Regions from separate parts of the Homo sapiens genome. Here region 2 is linked to region 1. The links are chromatin contacts, found by Hi-C or POLR2A ChIA-PET in ENCODE. All regions are on one chromosome and are shown on one strand. The core of a region is the stretch at or near the end of the contact, and the rest is flanking DNA. Distances in the headings are between cores, read along the strand shown. Region 1 has its middle 64 kb from the start of CASZ1. Region 2 overlaps CASZ1 (castor zinc finger 1).

The links. Hi-C counts contacts between places; a loop is a spot of excess contacts on that map. ChIA-PET counts read pairs that join two places held with the same protein, here RNA polymerase II (POLR2A). Pooled maps may share reads with other maps.
Region 2: a map of cardiac septum shows a loop between it and region 1 (2.5-fold over the local background). The contact joins two enhancer-like sites. A Hi-C loop is called at or near these places in 4 of 168 maps with a recorded cell type or tissue (OCI-LY7, Right ventricle myocardium inferior, cardiac septum and 1 more) and 4 of 50 pooled maps. POLR2A ChIA-PET finds 5 or more read pairs at or near these places in 2 of 52 experiments (Panc1 and WTC11).

What each region holds. Positions count from the first base shown.
Region 1 is chr1:10,858,799-10,863,182 of GRCh38, reverse strand. No RefSeq gene overlaps it. Among named protein-coding and RNA genes, the nearest start is that of CASZ1, 64 kb to the right of the region's middle. RefSeq lists enhancers at 1,252-1,753, 2,133-2,633. Within about 2 kb of position 2,249, at least 5 of the 41 ENCODE cell types and tissues checked have a DNase peak (open chromatin) inside an H3K27ac peak, as active enhancers do.
Region 2 is chr1:10,723,286-10,727,669 of GRCh38, reverse strand. All of the region lies in intron 2 of CASZ1 (castor zinc finger 1), which reads left to right. Among named protein-coding and RNA genes, the nearest start is that of CASZ1, 71 kb to the left of the region's middle. RefSeq lists an enhancer at 1-86. Within about 2 kb of position 2,463, at least 16 of the 41 ENCODE cell types and tissues checked have a DNase peak (open chromatin) inside an H3K27ac peak, as active enhancers do.

The DNA.
Region 1 (4,384 bases), core at 1,000-3,499:
CCAGCCGGGAAGGAGACAGGCCAGACGCGGCGCACATGCCTCCCAGAGCCCCCAAGTTCTTCCTGCTCTCCCTCCCTCAGTGGCCACGGGGCCCGAGTTCAAATGTGTGTGCAAAAAGGACACACGAGGAGCCCCCGAGACAGGCTGCAAACCCCCTCCTGCCTCGGTTCAGCATACAAGTGCCCTCTTAGCAGATTCTGTCCCCAATGTGGGAACATTTGGTCAGTAACAGAGTCACTTGCCAACGCACTAAAAATAACCCACCAAGCATATCCCTGCAATGGCAGGAATTCTGGCTGGCCCTTGTTCTGCCCGCTGATCAGGGGGCCAGTGGGGGCACAGATCCCCACTCCCACTGGGGGCTGGGGAGGGGGGAGAGGGGGCAGACTTGGGGGATGAGGGTCTCCTTCTCGGGTGACTGGTCCTCTGTGCTTAACCTGCATTATTCTTGCATTTAACACTCACAACATCCCTACTAGGCAGGGGTCGTTAACGTCCCATTGTATAGATGAGAACACCGAGGCTCAGAGAGGTGAGGTCACCAGCTTTAGGTCTCAGCTCTGTCCTGACACTCACGTCTGCTCTCTAAACTGCTGTGCTTCCTGACACTTGCCCTTCACAATTTAGGTGAATTCCAGGAAGGGTCCACATTTCAGCTGCGGACGGAAGGGAGTTTGGGATAAGGATAGGGGCTTGGAGGCCTTGGGGGGCTGGGGGCTGTGGGGAGGGAGAGCTAGAGTGGCCCCAGCTCTGCCTCCTCAGCCCTGCTAAGGAGGACAGTGTTCTGCCTATTAATCATGTTTCATTTATATTAGCTTGACTCGATCTACTGTATATTTGAAATGGATTTAATTTTAGATCACGCACTATGGAAGGGGGCCAGTTTGGTGTAAGGAGCATTATGAATATTTTCCATAAGCTGGATATACATTATCCAGGGACAGATATATGAGCAGCAGCACAGGGCTCCTGGCTGGGGGAAGGGAGCTGCTCTCTCCTCCCTTCCCCCGACTCCCCTGAATCCCAGGGTCACAGGGCTTTGGAGGGACCCATCTTGACACCCTGCCCCTGTGGGTGTGGTGGGCTGTCAGCCCCATCTTTCCCCTGCCTGTGACCTCATCCCCATTGACCTCAAAGCCGCCGCTTCTCCCAGCTCCTTGCCGACTGGCAGGCCTGAGAGATGTGTGCAAGGTGGGAGGGGCCCAGGACCGCACCAGATCCCAGGGCCAGGGGACACTGGCCTGACCTGCTCTGATTCCCCAGAGCTGTGGGAGGCACAGGGCATAGCCTGAGATACAGACCAGGGGGTGGGACTTGGAGGAGAAAGGCATCAGAACACCCACCTTCAACCCTAAGCTCTGATGGAGGAGGAAGCCAGGTTCTCGCTGGCAAGCTGATGGGTGGCACCTTCCAGCTCAGCCAAGCAGCAGTGGACAGGCTACACCTTCCCGAGAGCCCCCAGGCCTGGGCTGGGATGCCCCTTTCCTGGGGGCTGGCCGTGGGCCTGAGTCCTGAGGTCTTGTCCCTGACAGAGGGCATTAAAGCTAGAAGGCCCCTCTTGAGACAGCCTGTGACTCCAGACTCAAGCTGGGGAAACTGAGGCCCAGAGAGGATAAGGGTCTTGCTTAGGGTCGCAGAGTGAGCAGGGAAGGTGCACATAGGCACTTACTTGCCTAATGTTTTCGTGCTGTAACGTGCTTCCCTTGTTGGTTCTCCTCTGAGCCTCACACTGGCCCTGCCCCCTGAGGAAACTGACACTCATGGTGGTCGAAGGAGAAGCCCGTGGACGCACACTCACACTCACACTGGGGAACAGCAGAACTGAGTGTCAGAGGCCTGCTCCGCAGCTCTGTGTGAGCCACGTGTGGCATCGGACTTTACGGACAGAGGAAACCATAGCTTAGGAAGGTGATGACATTCATATCCACACCTAAACCTTTTCTCTTCCTGCACCTCAAATCTGTGCCCCCATTCCATTTCCTTATCTAGATAAGTGGCTCCACCATCTCCCAAGCTGCACATGACCCAAATCCGGCTTTCATCCCTGCCGCCACCTCTTCTCCCCCGCCACCATCACCACGACTGATCAGTCTTCCCGTAACTGACCCTCTCTGGTCTGCCTGCTTTTCTCCTTCACCCCCATCTCCTTTACCCAGGCTGCCACTGTCTCTCCCAGCCCACCGCATGGGCCTCCTGGAGTGTCCACAGAGTCTCTGCCAACTCCAGTCTGTTCCCTGCACCGTGGCCAGAGGACCTTGTTTAAACACAGCACAGTCACATTGCACACTCCTCCTCTTGGCATTCCTAGGACCAAATCCTGAATCCGGACGCTGGACAAGAAGGCTCGCCAGAGAGTGACTCCTGCCCAGTTCCCCAGAGTCACACCCTCCTCCCGCCTCTCCACCTCCAGGGTCAGCTTCCATGCCTTTCCAGCTCTTTACCTGCCGTGCGCCGTGACCCTCCACTCCAGGACCTCGGCACACACTGGTCTCTCGACCTGGACCTCTGCCCCCTTGCTCTGTACCTGGGGGTTGAAGGGTTTACTCCTCTGCAACCTGCAAGCTCTGTTTTGACTATTCCAGGGAGGCTCTCTGATCACACCTACCCTTCCCCACCCAAGTCTAGCTCAAGACCTACTTCTGCCTTTTGCAAACCCTGCAGCCGTAAGGGGATAGCTGGGGATGAACTCTCCACACCCAGCCGCTTTGGAAAAGCGCTGGGCCTGGAGCGGACAGGTATCAGCTGCTATTCCGTCCTCCCCACTACGGGCACATCCATCAGCTCCTCCGTCGGCGCAGAGTATAATACACCCGTCACCCACCCCAGCCTGGGCTGGCAGCCTTTCAGAAGTGGCATGCAACGTTTCTCTTATTCATTCTTAATTTAAGGTTTTGTGAGTTGTAATAACCCCCCTTCCCCCCAAATCACTGGGGATGGGGACCTCCGTGTCAGCCCCGGGCCAGGAGAGCTGAAGGGTAATTGCATTGCACATATGCTAATGGTTGTCTGGAGAAGACAATGGCAACAGGGGGCCTGGGATGGGGCCTATCTCAGTACCTAGAGTACCTGAGGGTGGGGGAGTGTGGGCTGGGTTTGGGGGACTGGTGTTGCAAGCCAGATGGGGGCATTGAGGGCTTGTGTGCTCCGCAGTCCGTAGTAGAGAAGATGAGAGAGGCTGGGAGTCCCAGTCTAGGGGGCTTTACTGGAGACAGATGCCCTGGAAAGGGCCTGAAAAACCCCTTTCTTCCTCCAACTCCTCCTGTCCCACCCCAGAGTGCAGGCTGCTCCCCTCTTTTCTGGGACCAGAGATGGCTCTCAAAGAGAAGGAGAACTGGGGCACATGGATGTTGCACTGGGCACTCAAATCCTGGTCCTGCCTCCTACAACCTGTGTAGCATCAAACAAGCTACTGAACCTCTCTGAGCCTCAGTTTCCTCATCTTTAAAAGTTTTTGTTTTTTTTTTGACAAGGTCTTGCTCTGTTGCCCGGGCTGGAGTGCAGTGGCGTGATCTCCACTCACTGCAACCTCCCCGTCCTGGGCTCAAGCAATCGTCCCACCTCAGCCTCCAAGTAGCTAAGAGCACAGAGGAGCACCATCATGTCTTTTTTTTTTTTTTTGAAATTTTTGTAGAGACAGGGTTTCACCATGTTGCCCATGCTAGTCTCGAACTCCTGGACTCAAGCGATTCACCCACCTCAGTCTCTCAAAGTGCTGGGATCACAGGCATGAGCCACTGTGCCTGGCCAAAAGTCTTTTTTCTTTTTTTTTTTTTTTTTTGAGACAAAGTCTTGCTCTGTCACCCAGGCTGGAGTGCAATGGTACGATCTTGGCCCACTGCAACCTCCACCTCACGGGTTCAAGCAGTTCTCCTGCCTCAGCCTCCCAAGTAGCTGGGATTACAGGCGCCCGACACCACTCCCAGTTAGCTTTTGTATTTTTAGTGGAGATGGGGTTTCACCGTGTTGGTCAGGCTGGTCTCGAACTCCTGACCTCAGGTGATCCAACCACCTCAACCTCCCAAAGTGCTGGGATTACAGGCGTGAACCACCATGCCTGGGCAAAAGTCTTTTTTTACTCGTACCTGCCTCTAGGTTGTTCTACGCTTTAAAAGAGATAAAACACAGAAGCAAGTTGCAGAGCACTTAGCATAGATAGGTCTTCAACGAGTTAAGTGATGGCTGAAGTTTTTATGACTATTGAACTAAGGTGGGTCTGCCCACAATCTGTGATGAGCTGGGGTGTGGGACTCCTGACTTCCTACCTGGAAGGGAGGTGCTTCCAAGATGGAGAGAGGGTCTTGAGGCACCAATGTTCCTTCCTCGGAGGTCTTCTGCCACCTCCCATCAGAGGAGGCTCCTTCTCCCTTTCCCTCTCCCTTCGCCC
Region 2 (4,384 bases), core at 1,214-3,713, 140 kb after region 1:
TTTCTTCCTGGACATGGTGGGAAGGCAGAAGTTCCTATTGTAACTCCTGGCACCTTGGGAAAGGGGTTTTCTCATTCTTGGAGTCTAGGAACCTGGCTTGGGGGCTATGGGGACCAAGGAAGAGAGTCCTTCAGGACAGAACCGTAAAAGCTTCCCAACTTTCAGAGGGTGGGCACTGGGGCACTGTTGGGCTGTGCTGAATCCCCTGGGCCCGGGGGTTCAAGGAGCTGGGGTGTTTGTGAGCTTCTGGGAGGCTGGGTTGTTTTTTTTTTTCTTTTCTGGACTTAAAAGGCCTTGTGCAAACCTGGTACCCAGAATAGCACACATGGAGAGTTGTGAATGAAGAGCTGGATGGCCGATGACCTGGAGTGGGGGCTGGGGCTGGGCTCAAACAGCAGGTGCCTTATGGCTCTGCAGCCCCTGCCTGCAAGACGCCCTGGTCTCCCAGCTTCCCACAGGCCTGGGACGGTCGCGGGCCTCTCCCTACCCCTGGCCACCTCTCCCTTTTCCCTCTTCCTTCTCCAGGCTGTTTCCATGCCACCCTCCCTGGTGGGCTGGGCTTGACATTGGCGCCCATGGCTCCCCCTCTGCCTTCGTTTCAGTCCTCCTCACTCACAGGCTGTGTTCTCTTCCAGAGTGGGTAAAGTGAAAACCTTGCCAGTCACCTCTCCCGGTCTCCCTCCCCTCCGTCCTGGCTTTCGTGATAGAGAAACTGGCCAGGAAGCCCCACATGGTGCTATTTACCTGACACCTCAGTGGGTTTGGCAGGTGCTGATTCATTCCCTGAACCATTTCCCCCAGGACACGGAGCAGGCCAGGGAAGACCCCCTGGGCCTCTGAACACCCCCATGCTAGCCTCTCCCTGGCCTCTCTTCAGGGCCTGGGTGATTGCTGCAGCAAGGACCCCCCAGGGACCAGAGCGGCCTTGGCTGGGCCTCATCTTCATGTCTCCTTTCCTGGGTGCCCTGGGCAGCTCCTGCAGGAAAGGAATGCTAACGATCTGCTGGTGTAGTGAGCTGGCACCGCACCCAGGCAGGGGCCGCACAGCGCCAGGGCCTAGTAAAGACGCTGGCGAGGGCTCCATTCCCCGTGCCCGGTGTTTCCTCTGGCCGGATTGGCATGCAGCCTTCAGCTTGGCCTGAGGCGGCACGAGGAAAAGGTGGCATCCTCCACCGGCCCCAGCCTGGCCAGCCTGGAGGACTACACCGCCCTCCTCCTCCCTCCGGCTCCAGCCAGGAGGACTGTGATGGCCATGAGTATTTCATAGCATCTTCTGAAAGGAGATACGGAGTAGGCTGAGGATGGCGGCATCCCAGAGCGTGGCTGTTGGTCAGTAGCCCCAAGCTGGGGAGACCCGGTTTCACCTCCCCAAGCCTCATTTCCTCCTCCGTAAATGAGGGCATGAACAGTGGTGTCTCCTACAGGGTTTCTGTTGCTGTTTAATGAGGTGGTTTATAAAACCGACTTCACTCTGCCTGGGACGCGGTCAGCCCTCCATAAACACTAACAATTAATGGTCATGCTGGTGGTAGTAGCAGCAGTAGTAGTAGTACTGGTAGTAGTGGTGGTGGTGATAGTATAGGCCCTGCCCCATAGGTGGTTGGAGGCATCAATGAGATGGTACAGCCCCTGACAGATAGTGACTGCTCAGCAAATGCTAGCTGTCATTATTATTGCTATTACCATTATTTCCTAGTGCACTGAGGTGGAGCCTCACCCTGCTCTTGCTACTAAGGGATCCTGAGGATGCTGCCCCCTCCTAAGTCCGGCCCATCCTTCTAGAACATTCGGCAGGCCCTCTGGCCCCCTCAATGACTCTCTTACACCTGCCCTGCTGTCTTCAGGCCCCCCTTGCCATTCCCTCCCCACCCCACTGCCGCTGTCTTGTCACTCACCTGTCCAGGGTTCCCCAGGATCATCCTCTCTGGGGTCTCCTAGTAAAAAAAAAAAAAGGGCTTTCCAGAACCTGGCTTCCACCTCCTCCCCAAGCCTGGCCTCCCCCAGGCCTGGAGTGTGACTGGATTGTAACATGGTAGCTGAATGAACTCCAGTTTCAAAGGTTAATATCAAAATCTGGAGTGGATTACCTAAAAATTACTTACAACACCATTAAAATTCTGAACTCTTTTTGTTGTGGCTGTAAATTAATTTAAAATGTCAGGTTTTTTGAGAAATCCAATAAGAAATTGAGCCAACAGAGCAATCTGCAAACTGTCTGGCAAAGAGGAAAGTGTGTCTCTTCAATCGACAAGGAAAAATATGGAGCTTAACTGGAACCATATGGCTCAGTACTTGAGAGGAGCCTGCCGGAGAGGGAGGGCGGGAGGGGAGCTCAGCTGACAGCCACACGCATGCAGCGGGAGGCGGCCACGGTGTTGGCATTGGCACGGTGGAGGGGCCTGGCAGACGCCTGGCACCCAGCCTACTTGGCCGCCCTGTGTCCACGGTCACCGGGCTGCCCTGGGCAGTGACATGGTCACTCCTTGGTCTTAACACGTTCTCGCCGTATCCATCCAGGGCTCCCTGGCCAACTAGGGAATCCTACCCCCACCGAGGGGAGCCCAAGCCCCCTCCCTCCAGGGAAGAACAGCCACCTGCACGTCTGCGAGGGCTGCTTCCCTCCGTCCTCTGTGGGCTCCCTCCCGGCCAACATGTGGTCCCAATTACTCCTGAATTCCCCCAGATTTACAACACATTAAGTAATTTGTAGGTTATTTCAACTTCAATCTGCTGAAGTTGAGAAAATCAAAATTAAATTCAAACCACAAGGAAACTTCAGAGAAAGAGGAGAAAGAGAGAAGTTGAGCACCTTCTCTTCCCCAGGTTGGCTGTGTCCCCCTTATGTCATCCTCCGAGGCTCCCAGCCAGCCCCCCACCTGCCTTCCTCTGCCTCCTCTTCCCCGCCTTGCCTCTCCCTCCCAGGGCCCTTGCCCCTGCCTCTGGCTGGGCAGTGCCCTTGGGGTGCCCCTCTGAGCGAAGACCAGGGGCAACCTTGGAGCTCGTGCTAGGCCCTGCTTGCTTTGGCTGGGGGAGAAGTGCTTCTCTAACCTCTAACACTCTCTGCTCCCACTCCCTGAGCCCCTACCCCTGAGGGCTAGGTGATTCCTGGGCTCCAAAGCCTCTCTCTGCTTTCCTGACCCATTTCAAGGGAATCTCCACCAGGACTGTTCTAGCTCCCGACATGCCTGGGGTGGCTGACAGCTGGTAGGTACCACCTGGCCCCCGGGTTTAATAGCTCAGGTTACCTTATTTTGCTTTCTACCCTTTAAAACAGCCTTGTAAATAAGCAAACACTCGGTGCCAAGCACCTTCGGCACTTCGCCAGGCTGGTAAATATTTTAGTAGTGACTTGGTAACAGTTGCGTTCACTTTGATTTCCTCAGAAAGGTTCTTGGTGCTGGGGAGGGGGCCGTGGCTCTGGGAAATGATTTGCTGGCTATTTATAGCCCGGCTCTGACCACGTGGCCTTTGCTCTCACCCTGTGGATCGTGTGCTGGGGTATTTTTAAAGCTGGTGTAACGTTAGCCTGACACCTCTTTTGGCAAAGATGGGGAGGACTCTTCCACCTTCTCCCAAAGTGTGCTGTGGTCAAAGAGCTCCAAGGTCGGTTTGGAAAACTGGACTTGTCCTCACCAGGAATCCAAAGTGATATGGGAGGCTGGGGCAGGTGCTAGCGGTTGGGTGTGAGTTTAGGGTTGAACCCCTGCTGGCATGGTTTGGACTCGGGAAGAACCCCCAAAGAAGAGGAGAAGGTGGGCTCTGGGGCTGGGGCACATGACCCAGGCAGTGCTGAACTGGGGAGGCCACCTGAGACGGGTGGACTGAAGCTGACCGTGAGAGCAGCCAGGTTGCAGGGGGAGTTAGAGGGAAATGTGACCGCTGGATGAGCTTCCTGGGCATCTAGTCCTGAAGGACCCAGGCCATGGAGAAAAGAGAGTGGGAGACAGGGCCAAGGAAGATTCAGAGATGGGGGCAGCTTCCAGCCAGGGCTGCTGATTTGATGCCCTGGAGGGTCCTTTCCTCTAAGCCATGAGAAAGGCACCTGCAAAGCGCAGGACCCCATTGCCCAGTGCCAGGAAGCTGGCCTAACCCCACCCAAATTTGCCGTGTCCAACAGGGCATGTGCTGCCCCCAGGCTGGGCACCGGGGCAGGGGTGAGGCAGCAGGTGAGAGGCTGGCGCCTGGCTTGAATAGACTGCTCAGAGCCACAGCCAGTGGCTCCTCTGTTTTATGGGTGGTTTTAATGCACAGATGGGTTGGTTTTAAAGGGGCTCTAAATCATGGCACAGTGAGAGCCCCCACACCCCAGAGCCCCCTAGGAGGCTGTATCTGTGAGTGACTGTGGTATGGGCACAAGTGAAGTAGAAGCAAGGCCTGCCCCCAC